Regions from separate parts of the Homo sapiens genome. Here region 1 is linked to region 2. Evidence: read pairs that join two places in POLR2A ChIA-PET (ENCODE). Cell type or tissue: endothelial cell of umbilical vein. All regions are shown on one strand. Links, peaks and the distances in the headings refer to the core of each region. The heading gives the core; the rest is flanking DNA.

Region 1 (9,853 bases), core at 4,854-9,853, 110 kb before region 2:
AGCCCCATTGCACACACAGCATCCTGCAGGGCTGCAGCAGGTACCCAGGAAGGGAGGCTCCCCAGAGGCTGGGGCAGATTCCTGATCATCCCGACAGGGTGAGTGCTGGGAGGGCTGAGAAGGCTTATTCCCACCTCCCTCTACCCTCACCCCCAGGCTAGCTGCCTAAAGCCCCAAATGTGGCAGTGCTGGCAGCAGGCAGATGCAGGACCCGAGCCCTGGACACCCCGAGGGCAGGGGTGCAGAGGCACAGATGAGGCCAGCCTGGGCCCTGCCCTCTGTGAACGGTGTGGAGCTGGCCTGGGTTTGCATTGGTGTCTGCCGATGGGCAACAATCCCCAGTTCTCACCAGAGCTCTCTGAGTAGAAACCACAGCCCCACATCCAGCAGGGGAGGAGGCTGAATGCCAGACACAGCCTGGGACCTTCTCCAGGGTGGGAACCTTCGGGACCCCAGCGTGGGGCCCAGCCCAGAGCAGGTACTCACTCCCTGAGGCTGCTTAGTAGAGATGAGCAAGGAAAATGTGCGAGGGACAAAGTATGGAGGGATGGAAACGTCTGGCACGTGCAGGCAGGTGAGAGCAAGAGACAAAGCATGGAGGGATGGGAGCGTCTGGCACGTGCAGGGAGGTGACAGTCTCTGCAAAGTACAGGAGCTTCGCTGTGACCCACAGGACCAGAGATGGCAGCGAATGCCACCCTGTGCTCCCTCTGAGGCAGGCAGGCCATTGAATGCTCATGGGCACCCTGCAAGGGGGGTGCTGTGGTGAGCTGTATCCCTGCCAAGAGATACGGCCAAGTCCTAACCCCATGTGACTGTGAATGTGACTTTATTTGGAAACAGGGTCTTTGCAGGTGTCCTGAAGTTACGGTGACATCAGAGTGTGTCTGTGTTGTCTTTAAGGGAGGGAAGTCCAGTCTCACAGAGGGGAAGGCCATGAGATGATGGAGACAGAGCAGAGAGAGGGGTCTAAGGGCCGAGGCGTACCAAGGACTGCGGAAAACACTAGAGCCAGTAGAGGGGCCTGGGACACTCCCCCAACATCCCCCAGAAGAAAGCAGCCCTGCTTGATTAGGACCTTGACACCTTGATTAGGACTTCCAGCCTCCAGAACCATGGGAGCAAACATCTCTGTCATTTTAAGCCATGCAGTCTGTGGTACTTTGTTATGGCAGCCACAAGAAACTACTGTCGTCCCTAACTCTCAGGTCTTTATGGTGGGAAAACTGAGTCCCGAGACGCTGAACTACTTGCCTAGGTCAGGCGGGCAGGCAAAGGGCAAAGCAGGGGTCTGCCCCAGGCAGCCTGGGCATCTGGCCACTTGGCCACCCCACACGGTGACCCCAGCATCTGTCCACTCACATCCGCAGCCAGCTTCTGCCACACCCACTCCGTGTGTGCCCCAGAGTAGGAACTGCACCTGTTTTGCCTGCGGAAGCCCCAGGGTGCCTCACAGGGCCAGGCACCTGCGGGGTCTGCAGAAAATGCCCGCGGCTGCCCACTGGCCTCCATGCCCACACTCAGACCTCAGGTCAGGGGTCACAGCCGGGAGGCCTGTGCTGGAAAAGCATCTGTCTCATCTTTGCTGGGTCTCACCCACCCACTCAGAGCATCAGTCACTGGAGGCTCTGAGGGCAGAAACGGCCTCCCAGCCGGGCTGGAGTCAGTAATTAGTTGGTTCAGAGCCTGGTGGCTGGGGCCTTCCAGAAAGATGCTGCCCCCATCCCTACCTCCTGGAAGGCCAGCAACGTGCCACTTAGTGCATCCAGTTATAATTTCCTCAATGACATGTCTCAGGGCCCGGGGCTCGAGGGAAGGGCAGTGAGGGGTCAGTGTGCTGCCAAGGGGGCAGTGAGAGGTCCATCAGCACGGGGCACCGGACAGGGTGGCAACCAGGGCTGTGGGTCCTGCATGGGTGGTGCCTCCAGGGCTGTTTTGAGAAACATGGGCTACACAGCCCACAGCCCAGGGAGCTCCCAGCAGGTGTGGAGGATGTGATGCTGAGGTGCTATATGCCCGTCACGCGCTCTCACACCCCTGTTCAAGGAGCACGACCTCTGCTGGAGAGCCCGGGATGGGGAGGGCAGAGGGGCCGTGACGCCTAGTGACAGGGGCTTGGACCAGACAAGCGCCGAGCCAGCCAGCAGGGAGGCGGTGCTGGAGCAGGAATCACTCCTGGGATCTCCCCATGAGCCACCAGATGCTCAGTCCCCAGGGCCGGGCCTAGGGCAGTGGAGCCTCGTCACAGGGAGGCTGGAGGCCTCAGGGAAAGTACCGTGAAAACAAGCAAGTCCCTGGAGCCCTGGCCTGCGGCCTCTGGTGACTGCTCATTGCCGGCTCCGTGTCCGCCTGGACCCGCCGTCTGATCCCTATCAGGGTGGAATGAGGCTTGGTTCCGGGGCCTCCTCATCAGGCTGTTTGCCGGCTCTGTGCACACCCAGGGACCAAAGGGCCAGCAAAGGTGGATGGGAGAAACACTCTAAACTTCAGAAGAGTCATTCAGTCTGCTTCTGCGGGATATAAGTCAATCTGGGATGAGCCCTCAGGATTCGGTGTGAGCGATCAGACATTGGGCAGCTTGCACAGCGGGAGGTTCTGAAGGCAGGGCTCCCCCAAACCAGCTCAGAGGGTCTCTGTGATGGGGGAAGTAGGAGAGGCTGGGGATGGTGGCAGGGACCGGGGCAGGCCCTGTGGGAAGAAGGGGAGGAGGCTTTGCCTGTGCATCTGCAAGGAGAGGCCTTGCTCGGGGGTGAAGCCACACGGTACACACCACTTCCTCTACGGGGCTGGGACATCCCGCTTCCCTATTGACCGACTCCACTCATTCATTCATTCTTTTACTCATCCATTGGACACTCACTCATTCCCTCCCTCACTCATTCATTCTGCCACTTCCTTCACTAACTCATTCCTCCCCTCACTCATCCATGCACTGATTCGTGCGTTCACTCACCCATCCCTCATTCCTCCCCGCTCCGGCCACACGGGCCTCGGTGCTTGCGAGCTGCCCCCACTGCCCTGCATCCACTGGCCCAGCTCCCGGGGTGCCTACTTCAGGCTTAGCTTGTGAGGCCTCCCGAGCCCCCGGTTCCCACTGCCCCGAGCCCTGCTCTCTGCCTGCCATGCCTCTGCTCCTTGCACACACACCTGCTGTCTCCTGGCATCTCCTCCGCTGGGTTCTGTCTGTGTCTGCTTTACTGCACGGCCCCTCAGGACGACCAACACATTGCATGTATCCAATAGCATGGGCAGCAGCATGAAGGGACAAAGACCCACAGCTGTGCACCTTCTTGGTGCCTACAGCTCCAGCAGGTGCGGAGTCACTTCAGCGGGGATGTCCTTCCCCAGGGGCACACAGGCAGCCAGCAGATGTGACTGAGGTCAGCCTGACCCCAGGCCACTCCAGTTTCTGTGGCCCAGGCTGCAGAATCAAGCCTGGTTTGGGCCCCAGCAGCTGGCGGGTGTACCAGGGGACACCAGGAGGCAGAGAGGGGCGAGGGGTATTCACCCACCTCAGGAAGAGCTCTATGTGGACCACGGCTGGTGCGATCTTCTCCACCACGTCAGCAATGAAGTTGAACTTGTAGCGCGGGCTGCTCAGCTGGTGGAGACCTGCGCTGGCGGGAAGGGCCAGGTGCATCAGTGAGATCACGATGCTGCCAGCTCCCAGAGGCCTATGCCCAGTGGGCAGAAGGAGGAGGCTCTTCCTGAGACCCCTGTCCCAGTTCAGAGCCAGCCTCAGCCCACACTGAGCCCGTTGGGGACCCCCTACCACACAGCAGTGCAGTGACACCAGGCATTTGGGAAGGGGCTCGCTCACCCCGAGAATGGTTAAAAAGGCTTCCACGTGCTGGGCTTCCTCACCCCCCTCACTGGACCCTGCTAGGCTGGGCAGGAGGCTCAGAGAGAGGTTAGGATATTGCCGTGAGCCACACGGGAGTGAGGCCAGGGCTGGATCTCGGGTTAGTCCCCCTGGGCCTTGTCTGTTCCCTCATGCTACAGCAATACCCTTACAGGAGAGAACTGGCCCTCTCCTCATGGGCTCCAGCTGGTCCCTCCGAGCCCTGGGGCTACAGCAGTGTCCAGGCGGGGGTGTAGTGGAAGACCCCCAGGTGACCCTTCTGAGCTACCCAGGCCCGGACACAGTGTGGCCCCTCTGGGCCAAAAGAGCTGCCAATTTCTGAGTCCACAGGGCCCTACATCTGTGTCTAACTTGGCCACACCCCAGCCCGACTTGCTAGATGGTTCACGAACTTCCCTGGACCCTTCCCGGGCTCAGATTCCTGCTGCCGTCAGCAGTAGGGGCTGTGGCTGCCAGGACCACAGGCCTGAGGCATGCAGTGGCACGGGGCCCACAGCCCTCGGGGTTCCCTGCACGGGCCTGTGCCGGGCTCTCTCCAGTTCCCACCATCTGGAACACATGCTGCTCAGCCTCGCTCGTGGCTCCCGAGCCCCGCAATGAGCAACTGGGCTGGGGGCTGCACACACCAGGGGTTCGGCTGGGCCTGGCTGCTTTCTAGCTGTGTGGCCTCAGACAGATTACTTACGTTCTCTGGGCCTCAACTCCTCATCTGAAAAATGGGACTGAATATGCCCTCCTACCACATCTGTGGGAACTGAGTGTGGAGGACTGCAAACTTCGAGTCCCTGCCCGGGGGGCTACCCACCCACCCAGCCACCTTGGCAATGGGGAGCAAAGAGGGCTCAGTCCATAACGTCCAGCTTTCCAGCTTTGCAGCCCACATTTCTCTTGATCTCTGGGAAGTGGCCGGGCATGGGGACCGAGGGAAAATCTGGTTTTCTGGATCGTCCAAAGGCACGAAGGTACCATGGTGGATGCCACTGTGGGGGCAGGGCCCGGGCCGCGGTCCGTGCTCTAGGAATCATCACAGGGCAAACACAATCCCCAGGCACATCCCAATTCATTCACCCAACTCTCCAGGGGCAGCCAGGGGAAGGAAACTTTTCCTCTATTTTAAAGGTGGGGACACTGAGGCTCTGTAAGAAGAACCCCCCTGCCCAAGGACTCACGGCTGGGAGGGGAGAACCAGGATCTGAACGCAGGCCGCAGGCCTCCTTTCCCTGGGTGCCCCCACCTCTGCCCTGCAGCTCCCCAAGGCCCTGAAGAGCCCTTTAGCCTGAGCTGGGACCTAGGGGGTTGGCTCGAGCTCTGGTGTTGGGTCTCCCAGACTTCCGATGTCTGCCTCTCAACCGGCCCGCAGGCACCAACCACACCAGCCCTCGTCCACTTCAGTCAGCCTGAATCAAAGGCCACCTGTCTGGGGTGGCTAGAGCCTGGCTGGGAGACGCCGGCCACCGCGAGGCTCCTCATAGATCAAACCACTGCGGCAGAGCGGGGTCTCAGGTTCAGAGGTCACATTAACAAACACCCCAGGGGCAGGGCCTGCTGTGGGCCCAGGGCTCTCTCTGCCCACGTTTGCTTCCATGAGGGATGCGCTGCCCTGCTCGACACCTACAAAGCAGGCGGCTCCCTTGGTGAGGTGAAGCTGCCGTGCGGCCCGAGTGGGCAGCCCAGGCCTGTCTGCTTCTCCTCCCTGCCCCTGGGAACTTGAGTTCATTTTCTAGCACCCAAGTAGAGAGGAAGGACACCAGCCACAAAGCCTGCTTCCCTGGTGAGGTTTGGAGCTGGTTCAGAGCTCTCACAAGATGCGCTCAGACCCACAATTTCCACGACCCAGAGGGATCCCAGGGCAACCCCCAGGCCCAGGCCCTCCTCCCTCCAGGAGGGAGGACTCAGCCGGTCTGCTGCTCCCCTGTGTGCCCTGGGGCCTGAGGCTGGCGCCCCATGTGCCTCGCCTGAGGAGAAGCGCCAGGGCACGGGCACAGCCCCCAGGTGGGACCATATTACCTCTCCTACCGTGTGGCCTTTGTCGGGCCACCAACTCCAGTTTCTGCTCATCATCCACCTCTCTACACCTCCCCCTGCACGACCTCTCTCTACTCTCCCTACCAAGATGCTCTGGTTGGTCCTGGGCCCGGCCCTAATCCTGCCTCCTCCAGGCAGCCCCGCAGCAGCCCCAGTTGTACCGAATCTGCCGCTGCTCACAGCCTTATTCAAGCCACTCGTGCAGGGTGCCTCCTGTGTGCCCACCTGTGACAGCTGCTGGAGACACAGTGGTTCAGCTGGGGGCAAGGGTCAAGTCAGTGACCGACCAGAGACAGCACAGCATCACCAGGGATGAGGCAGAGAGGAGCCCGGCGTGGGGTGGGTGAGTGCAGAGGTGCCCTGACCCAGGCCTGGAAGAGCCCACGGGCAGGGGCACAGCACATGGAAAGCCACAGGCTGAGCCCGCATTGCCTGTGCAGGCAGCCACGGCACACAGGGACCTGGGCCCAGTGTGAACACAGCAGAAGGAGGAATGGCAGCACCTCTCCTCCCACAGGTGATTAGAAAAGGCTGCCTTCCTGTGTGTCTCCATCCTGGACTCAGACACTCCAACACCCAGGGCCGGAAAGCTCTCTGGACCCCAACGTGTCCACCCCCTGCTTGCCAAAGCCCAGCCCCTGGACCCCCTCAAGCGCCTGGGCTGCTGGGCCCCTGAGCTCTGACGCGGCAGCCTGAAGATCTGCACAGCACTGCGGCCTCCACCGGAAGGACTTTCTCCCCAGTGTGGTCTCCCAGAGGTCACTTAAAATAGGTGACACTCGATTTTATAGGGGATGATTTGTTTTAAAACCCTCTGTGAAATATTCGTTAAGTAAAAGCCTTGCAGGAAACATCAAAATTCTACTACATGGTGGTTATTTGTGGTTGGGGTAAAGTTACAGTGACTTTTTTTCATTTTTCAAAGAGAAAATAAAACAGGGAGGGAGAGCAAGGCCTGAGACAGAAGGGCCGTGGGGCTGGGCTGGGAGGTGGCCTGTTTCCCACAGAGTCTCCAAAGAGAAGCCCGCACGTGCCCACCCCACACCCCAGGCTCCTTTGGGACAGAGACCATCTGGTTCGCTTCCACACCCCAGTGGTAACCAGCACAGGGTGAGACAGCCGCTGAGACATTTCAGAGGGAAGGGATGGAGGGGGAGGAGGGGCGGAGAGAGGAGGGGAGGAAGATAGAGAGAAGGGAGAGAAGTTCAAGGGGGCCCTTCTTGATGCTCTCTGAGCCAGCACACAGTAGGTCTGCAAAGAGCACCCTGAAGAAAGAATGTGGGTCAGCTGATTAACCAAGTCTCCAAGCAGCCTCACAAAAGCAGCAGCACTCGCCCATTTTATGGCCCAGGAGACTGAGGCTTAGAGGCAAAGATCAATCACTGAGGGAGGGCAGGCCTGGCGCTGGCCCAGGTCTGCTGGATTTCAGGGTCTAGGCAACCCCAGAGCCTGGGGCACCCCTGCAGGGCCCCACCAGGTCCTGTCCCTTTAAGCGGACCTCGGTGGGTGGTGGGGTGGGGGCAGGGGCCCCCGTGCCCCAGCTCCTCCTCCCAACACGCAGATGAATCAGCCATGAATCAGGGGGAAGGGAGGACGCGGTTCCCACTGCCTCTTTCCACAGGAAAACCGTGGGCCCCACGGCTGGGAAGCAGACTCTGTTTATTTGGGGGTTTTTGACAACCTCCACCCCCACCCCATCCTCGAGCCAAAGTTCTGAAGTCAACAGTCAGTCTCAACCAGATTCAGCCGTTAGCCTTTTTTTTTTTTTTTTCCTCAATAAACTGGAATCTAAAGCCCTGGAAGTTTCAGTCAGGGAGACCCTCACACAGAGCAAAGCAATCAAGGCCCGAGGCTAGGTGTCCGGTGTCACATCCCAGGAGAGGAAGGGGCGCAACAGGGCAGGGGAGACAAGTAGGGTGCCAGGGCTCCAGCTCCAACAGCCCTGCCTGATGGAACTCCCAGGAGTCCTGGGGGACTGTGGCCAACCCTGAGAGAGGACCACGTGCTGGCTCTGGACAGTCATAACTGCCATGGAACAGATGGCGACACTGAGGCCCAGATACTCTGTGGGGATACCTTGTGTTTGTACACTGCGTAACTCCAGGCCCTTACTGACAAATATCAGAGTGGCCAGCTTCCCTGCAGTTGTGCAGTGCACAACCTGCCCAACTGTATGCATCAGTCCCTCTAGCACATAATGTGCAGAGCTGGGACTGACACCCAGTTCTGTTCCTCCATCTCTAAGGTCCCTGCCCCTTCTTTTAGTGCCCTCTGCAATTAGCAGACCCCTCTGCCACCCAGTGGTCAGCTGTGAGCTGGGGATGGAGGAGCCATGAGTGGATAGCCATGGGTCCCAGGCTGTGCCCATCTGTCCATAACGGTGACCATGGTCTACAGACCAGATGGCAACCTCTAAGCAGGGCATTCAAGGCCTGGGGTGTCCTGGTCCCATTGACATCTGCAGCCTCACGTGCTGCCACTCTCCCCTGTGGACCTCGGCTCTGCTTCCTGCGCGTGCAGGCTCCTAAGTGTCACTGTGCCTTTGCACATGTGGTTCCCTCCTCTGGGAATATGCCCTTCCTGTCATTCCTCAGGGCCCAGGCCAGCAGCGCCTCCTCTGGGGAGCCTACCCTGACTTTGCAAGCGTGGTGATCCACCTCTCCTTCTGGGCCCAACAGCACCTCGTACCCTTCCCAAAGCTAGTCCCTTGGGAGTGTACCTGTGGCCTGCACCCCTGCGTCTGGGCTGGACCTGGCCCGCTGCAGTGGGCAGGAAGCAAATGAGGGAGCGAATGAATGCTCTTCAGAGACAGAGGAGCCATTCCAGGGGCCCCCTCAACAGCCCCCAGCCCCGCCCACCACTAAAGGGGCTGCCTCCTGGGTCTAACTAGTTCCCAGGGCAGCTTCCTTTGCTTTTCCTCCTCTGGAAAACTTGCCTGTCCCCTAGTGAACTTTGCCCCACCGAGCCATGTCCCCAAGTGAACCGTGCCCCCACAAGCCTCAGGTCCAGCTGTGGCTCCCCGTGGGGTGGATGCTGCCATCTGCCACCCTCAAGCCCAGAGACCTGTTCATGTGGAACGCAGGCGGGATGAGGGCTGCAGCCCAGGCCCAGAGGAACCCGCTGCCTCCCCCTCCACGGGCCACACCTCGCAGGCGGGACCCGATTTGGGCATGGGACGTCAGGCTGGGCTCCGAAGTTTGTGATCTCATTGAATTCTTGCAGCAATTCTGCAAGACAGGAACTGAGTCCATTTTACAGGCAAGGAAACAAGGCTTAGAGAGGCCACGGGACCTGCCCAAGGTGCACAGCCAGGCCCCGCAAGCCCTGACCTGGGCGCTTCCCCTGCTCCGTGCTGGCCCTTGGCAAATGTGACAACCTGTCCAGCCCCAGAAAAGCTCAACCTAGACCCGAGCTCAATGTGGGGCCAGCCTGGCTCCTCTGGCTGTGAAACTCCACACCCAGCTGGGCCACAGCCAGCCCCTGGGAGGAGGAGGAGGTGCTGCCGCCAGCCTGCCTGTGATTTACCAAGAAGGCTGGTCCTTGTGCACAGTGCCATGGGTCAGGCACTTCCATGCCACTGAAGGCAAGGAAGACAGCCCCTGGCCCTCCTCTTACAGGAAGCCCTCCCTGCCTTGACCGGGGCCAATGAAACTCCCTCCGGCAGGGCCAGCACATGGCAGCACCTCCACAGACACCGCCTTCCAGCTCCTCCCCTTCCTCGACCCCTCTCCCTCACTCTCACTAACTCCACTTCTGTAAGACGCGTCCACCTGCCATCCTTTCTTCACATCAACTTCTATGAGCCCGGCACCGTGCAAAGCACACTCAGTCCATCATCTCATTTGCCCAGTGACCAGTGAGGGGGGTCCCACTGTTATCCATTTCACAGATGAAGAAACTGAGGTGCAAAGAGCTTCAGAGACTTCTGGGGCAGAGCTGGGACTCCACCCTGAGCAGCCAGACATG
Region 2 (5,000 bases), core at 1-5,000:
TGTCCCTGGCATACATCCCACACTGCAATATGCAGAGCAGGAGAGAGGGCAGCTTCCAAACTCTCTCCTGAAGGTCAGGAGATGCCCTTTCCAGCCTTTCTTAGCAAGCCACCTACCACACCCCATTGAGCCGAATTGGGTCATATGCCTTTCCTGGAGCAAATCTTTGTGTCCAGGGATGTTGACTAATGTAGCCTGTCTGTCTCCAGAGATGGGGTCATCCTTAGACTCATTAAAACCTTCTGAGCTGGATGTGGAGTCCAGCTCACTTACTCTCACTTACTGAGAAGTCCATGGACTGCATGGGTAGGTGTTGTGGCTCCTGCACAAAAAACTGCGGTGCTACAAGAAAGCAGGGAGCAGGGGAAATGGGAGTGAAGTAAACAACCCACCCAAAAACAGAGACTACAGCGTGTCTGACTGGCTGCCTCACCTTCTCCACACTCATATGCTTAATGCGATCACAGTTATAAGCCTGCACAGCCTCTGGACCCAAGACCTCAGAAATCAGGAAGGGAGGGTGGTTAAAGATCTTACATGAAACTACCCCTTCCCGTCTGTCTCTTTGTGTTGGCCAAAGGCAGATGTTTGGGTGATCTTTGATGAGGGCAGTGTCTGCCCACTTTTCACAGTCTGGGTGTCACTGGTGGGATGGAGGGGACTTCTGATCCTTGATAGTATGCCTGCAATTAGGGTACTCTGCCATCAGGGGGCAGCAAAATCAAAAAAAAAAAGCTCATTTGCCTTGGCATCCTGAGAAATGTAGATGATCACATATTTTCTCCATGAAATTATAGGTAACTTTTATGTTAAAAATACCACTTCATTATACAACTAGGTTCCTTTTAGATGGTTGCTCATCACCTACTGTATGCACAGTAAGTCCCCTGGTCTCTGCATCCAGTGACAAAAAGGGACAGGAAGGAAGGGATGGTTAGGAGAAGGAGTGCTCTGAGATGCACGCTGTGTTGGCTGTGGGCTGTGGGGGAAGCCAGACTGGCCTCACCCCACAGGACCTAGAGAGGCAGGTTCTTCAAGTCTCAGAGTTGGGAAGCATGCTTCTTCTCAGCAATTCTTCTAATCCTGTGGACACAGAGAATTATGTAACTGACCCTGTTCCTCTCTCTGCTGGGGCTGCTGGGCAGTACAGAGAGGAAGGAGGGGCTGCCCTGGGCTGTGTCACCACCCACGGCAGAGATTCCAGGGCTTGACCTCAGCCCCAACTTCCTCCTAATCTATGTAGTTTTCCTTAACTCTAGTTTTCTTACCAGCTTTTAAAAAGATCTTTCTATAGTAAGGCTTCCTTTGTAAGAAGCCCCATATACTCTTTAGAACAAGATAGGATAAAAGCATTCAATTTTTAATGTTCCAGGTACTGCAATCAAAAAGTCAAGTAAAACACGCAGGCCTTCCTGGATTTTCTCGACCCATCCTTTACCTGTCCCATTACCTTGGCCCTTTTAAATCTCAGCTTTCCTCAGAGAAGCTCATAGTACTCAAAGCTCACTGTTTAGTTAGGGACACAGACAAGGAAACAATCAATGACAATCCCAAGTGACCAGCCTGTAAAAGAGGAAGTCCCAGGACTCATGGAAACCGGGGGTTTGCACAATTTAGCCAGGGGCCAGGGAGGACTTCTAGGAGGAGACGATGCCTGGGCTGATCCTTAAAGAGTGAAGAGAATTTGGCCAGGCAGAGGAGGAGAGGGAGGCCCCTGGCAGGCAGGGGTGTGATGGAGTGGAATTAGCTTTCATTTAGCAAATCCCTCTGGCTGCAGGAGAAGGAATGGGGGTGGGGGGAGTAGGAGCAAAGAGAGCAGGAGAAGGTGCCTGCACTTGTGTCTAACTACGCTGTGGAAGGACTTGGAGGCAGGACCTGGGGTTGGACTAATGTGATGGAGCAGGAAGAGAAGTCTCCCAGAGGGGTTCTCAGGAGTCAGGGAGAGCAATAGGGTGGCAGCAGGTGCCGTTTCTGGAGCTGGGAGGAGCTTAGGACAGGCTGAGCTCAGCCAGGGGCCTTCAAGTCATGGTGCCAGGGAGCCCAGGGAATTATAGATTTGGAAAGTATATCAGTCTGGCTTCTCCAGAGAAATAGTACTGATAGAAACAGATGGATGGTGGGTGGATGGTGGATGGGTGGCAGATGGATGGATGGGTGGATGGGTGGTGGAAGGATGGATAGGTGAATGGATGGTGAATGGGTGGGTGGATGGATGGATGGTAGGTGGATGGATGGGTAGATGGATGGGTAGATGAGTGGTGGATAAACGGGTGGACGAGTGGTGGATGTATAGGTGGATGGACAGATGGATGGAGGGATGAGTGGATCAGTGGTGGATAGATGGGTGAATGGGTGGGAGATGGATGGCCGTATGTGTGAGTGGATGAACAGATAGGTAGACGGATGGATGGGTGGATGGGTGGTAGATGGATGGGTGGATGGACAGACTGACGGATGAATGGGTGGATGGGTGGTGAATGGATGGGTGGATGAGTGGTGGATGGGTAGGTAGATAGATGGATGCATGGATGGGTGAATGGGTGATAGATAGATGGCTGAATGGATACATGGGTGGATGAGTGGTGGATGGATGGCTGTACGGGTGAGTGGATGAATGGATGGGTAAATGGACGGATGGGTGGATGGGTGGTGGATGGTGGGTGAATGGATGGATGGATGGTTGGGTGATGGATGGCTGGATGGGTGAGTGCATGAACAGATAGGTAAATGGATGGATAGGTGGATGGGTGGTGGATGGATGGGTGGATGGATGGTTGGGTGACTGGATGAATGGATAGATGGATGGGTGGATGGGTGGGTAGATAGATGGGTAGATATATGAATGTATGGGTGAAGGGTGGTAGATGGATGGATGGTGGGTGGATGGATGGATGGGAGTGGATGGATGAACGGATGAATGAATGAGTGTGTAGGTAGGTAAGCAGACAGGTACAAAGGGCAACTGATAGATAAACAGGGTTCTATTTTAAGGAATGTTCTCATGGTATTGTGGGGGCTGACAAGTTCAAAATCTGCAGGGCAGGCAGGCAACTCAGGCAGGAGTCGGTGCTATAGTCTTGAGGCAGATCTTCTCCACTGGAAACTGTTTTTGCTCTTAATGCCTTCAACAGATTGGATGAGGGTGATCTCCTTTACTTAAAGTCATTTTATTATTATCAAACCACTAGTGTTATCATCAAACCATGCAATTCCTGCTCCAAGCAGCTTGGCCATAGCCAAAGAAGAAATTCTAGTGGAGACTGCTCTGCTCTGGTCATCTCAGGGAGCCGGGTCCAGCCCCTCCCAGCTGACTGCACATTTCTTAGCCTTGGTGAGCCTACAGTGTCTCGTCTGTCAGACTGAGTAACACTCAGCACCATGACCTCAAGGGAACACCCGATTGGGAGGCCCACAGAACAAGCACTTTGTAAGTTATGCAGGCAAGGGCTCCTGATTAAGCTTCTTCGAAACCTTATCCCTTCCATGCCCACACAGCAGCTCTGGGAAGCACAGCCTGGTGACAAAGTTGCTAAGAAGGGACACGATGTCTTGCTTGATCAGCAGCTGGGGGGCAAGCTTGAGCTTGCCGGTGAGGCCAACAAGGCCAGGCCCAGGCTTCTGGCAGGACCCATCTGCCTTCCCAGGACAAGAGCTGCTCTCACTGTCAGGGATGGCTGCCTTCTGGGTTCCCTGCAGGGCTGTATGCCTGTGTGGTTGTCAACCAAGGGTCAGGTGGCTGGGAGAGCACTGTGGCTTCTGGCCTCCTGGGGACCTGGCTGCATGTGACTTTGTCTCTCTGGGCTTCCATTTCTTCTCCCCAACTGGGAGCCCTCAGACCTGCAGTTTTCCTCCCAGGTCCCACAGACCACAGATCTGGAAGACCATGCCCCTTGTGGGGTCCAATAATGGTGGTCCCCTCTGGTGGGGTGCACTGTACCTTCCAGAAAGATATGTTGAAGTCCTAACCCCAAGATTTAGCCCCCAGGAATATGATCTTATTTGGAAATCAGGTCTTCAAAGACATGACTGGTTAAGATGAAGTCAGACAGTATTGGATTAAGGTGGGCCCTCCATCCTAGGACCAGTGTCCTTATGAGAACAGAAGGGGAACATTCACAGAAGAATGCTGTGTGACAGCAGAGGCAGAATGAAGAGATCGGCCTCCGGCACTGGGAGAGATGCCCTACCCTTTTACAAGCCCCTTCAGCAAAGCCTGCGGTCCTCTGTTCCGCAGCGCGGCTGACTCATGCACCTGCCTGCTCTAGCTGAGCTTCTTCATCTCACTTCCAGCACAGAGGCTGACATGCAGTAGGTGCTGAATAGAGGCGGCACCTCATCTCAGACCTTGCCCCTTGCTCTGCTCTTCCATTCTCGTTCCTTCCCAGGTGTTCCTGACGGTCCTCGTCTGTTTCTGCTGAACAGGAATGAAGTTTAATGGGAGGAAGTGCTTTCAGAAGACCAGCCACATCCAAGCCTTGCACGGTGTGGGTCATATTCCCAAATCAGGCCTATACATTCTACTTCCTTCCATCACTTGTAATGAACCATCTTTTGTGAGTTTTCTGTGATGGCAAAGCATTGCCAAGTCTACAAACCACTCAGAGTTAACTGGGCAGCTGGAACTGTGGCATAGATCCGGTGTTAGGGAGAACAGATACCTGTGTAACCCAGGGCTGCGCTTCCCCTCCTGACCCACCCGGAGGCATCAGGCAAGCCATGGGCATGCGAGGGTGAGGCTGGGCCTGACTTAGCGAGAATCCAGGTGTGTGGACCCGTGCTTGAGAGATAGGCTCCAAGCCATGAGTCACATGCTATTTTTACTCCTGGTTTCGTATGGCGTGGTTTTAAATTATTGAGCGGCTGGAAAGATCCCACAATGAAATCATATTTCATTTGTTTCTCCATTTGGCTGTGAAGTCAATCAATTCCTGGACTGTATTTAGAGATGAAGAAAGGACAAGGAATCCTGCCGCTTTGGTGAGAGAAAGCCTGGAGGCTCC

The links. ChIA-PET counts read pairs that join two places held together with the same protein. Peaks named below come from ENCODE experiments on the same cell type or tissue, not always from the same donor. Only the 100,000 strongest peaks of a DNase experiment are listed, where the experiment ranks them.
Region 1: POLR2A ChIA-PET joins it to region 2 with 6 read pairs; 2 of 35 experiments call an interaction of 5 or more read pairs at or near these places.

What each region holds. Positions count from the first base shown.
Region 1 is chr4:8,276,196-8,286,048 of GRCh38, reverse strand. It overlaps HTRA3 (HtrA serine peptidase 3), which reads right to left. Exons shown (of 9, transcript NM_053044.5): 2 at 3,513-3,612. Among named protein-coding and RNA genes, the nearest start is that of HTRA3, 11 kb to the right of the region's middle. In endothelial cell of umbilical vein, for the core only: no CTCF peak of the experiment used is centred there; a DNase peak (open chromatin) is centred at 7,518; H3K27ac peaks cover 542 bases.
Region 2 is chr4:8,164,133-8,169,132 of GRCh38, reverse strand. No RefSeq gene overlaps it. Among named protein-coding and RNA genes, the nearest start is that of ABLIM2, 7.8 kb to the right of the region's middle. In endothelial cell of umbilical vein, for the core only: a CTCF peak has its summit at 688 (motif pointing right); no DNase peak of the experiment used is centred there; H3K27me3 peaks cover 429 bases.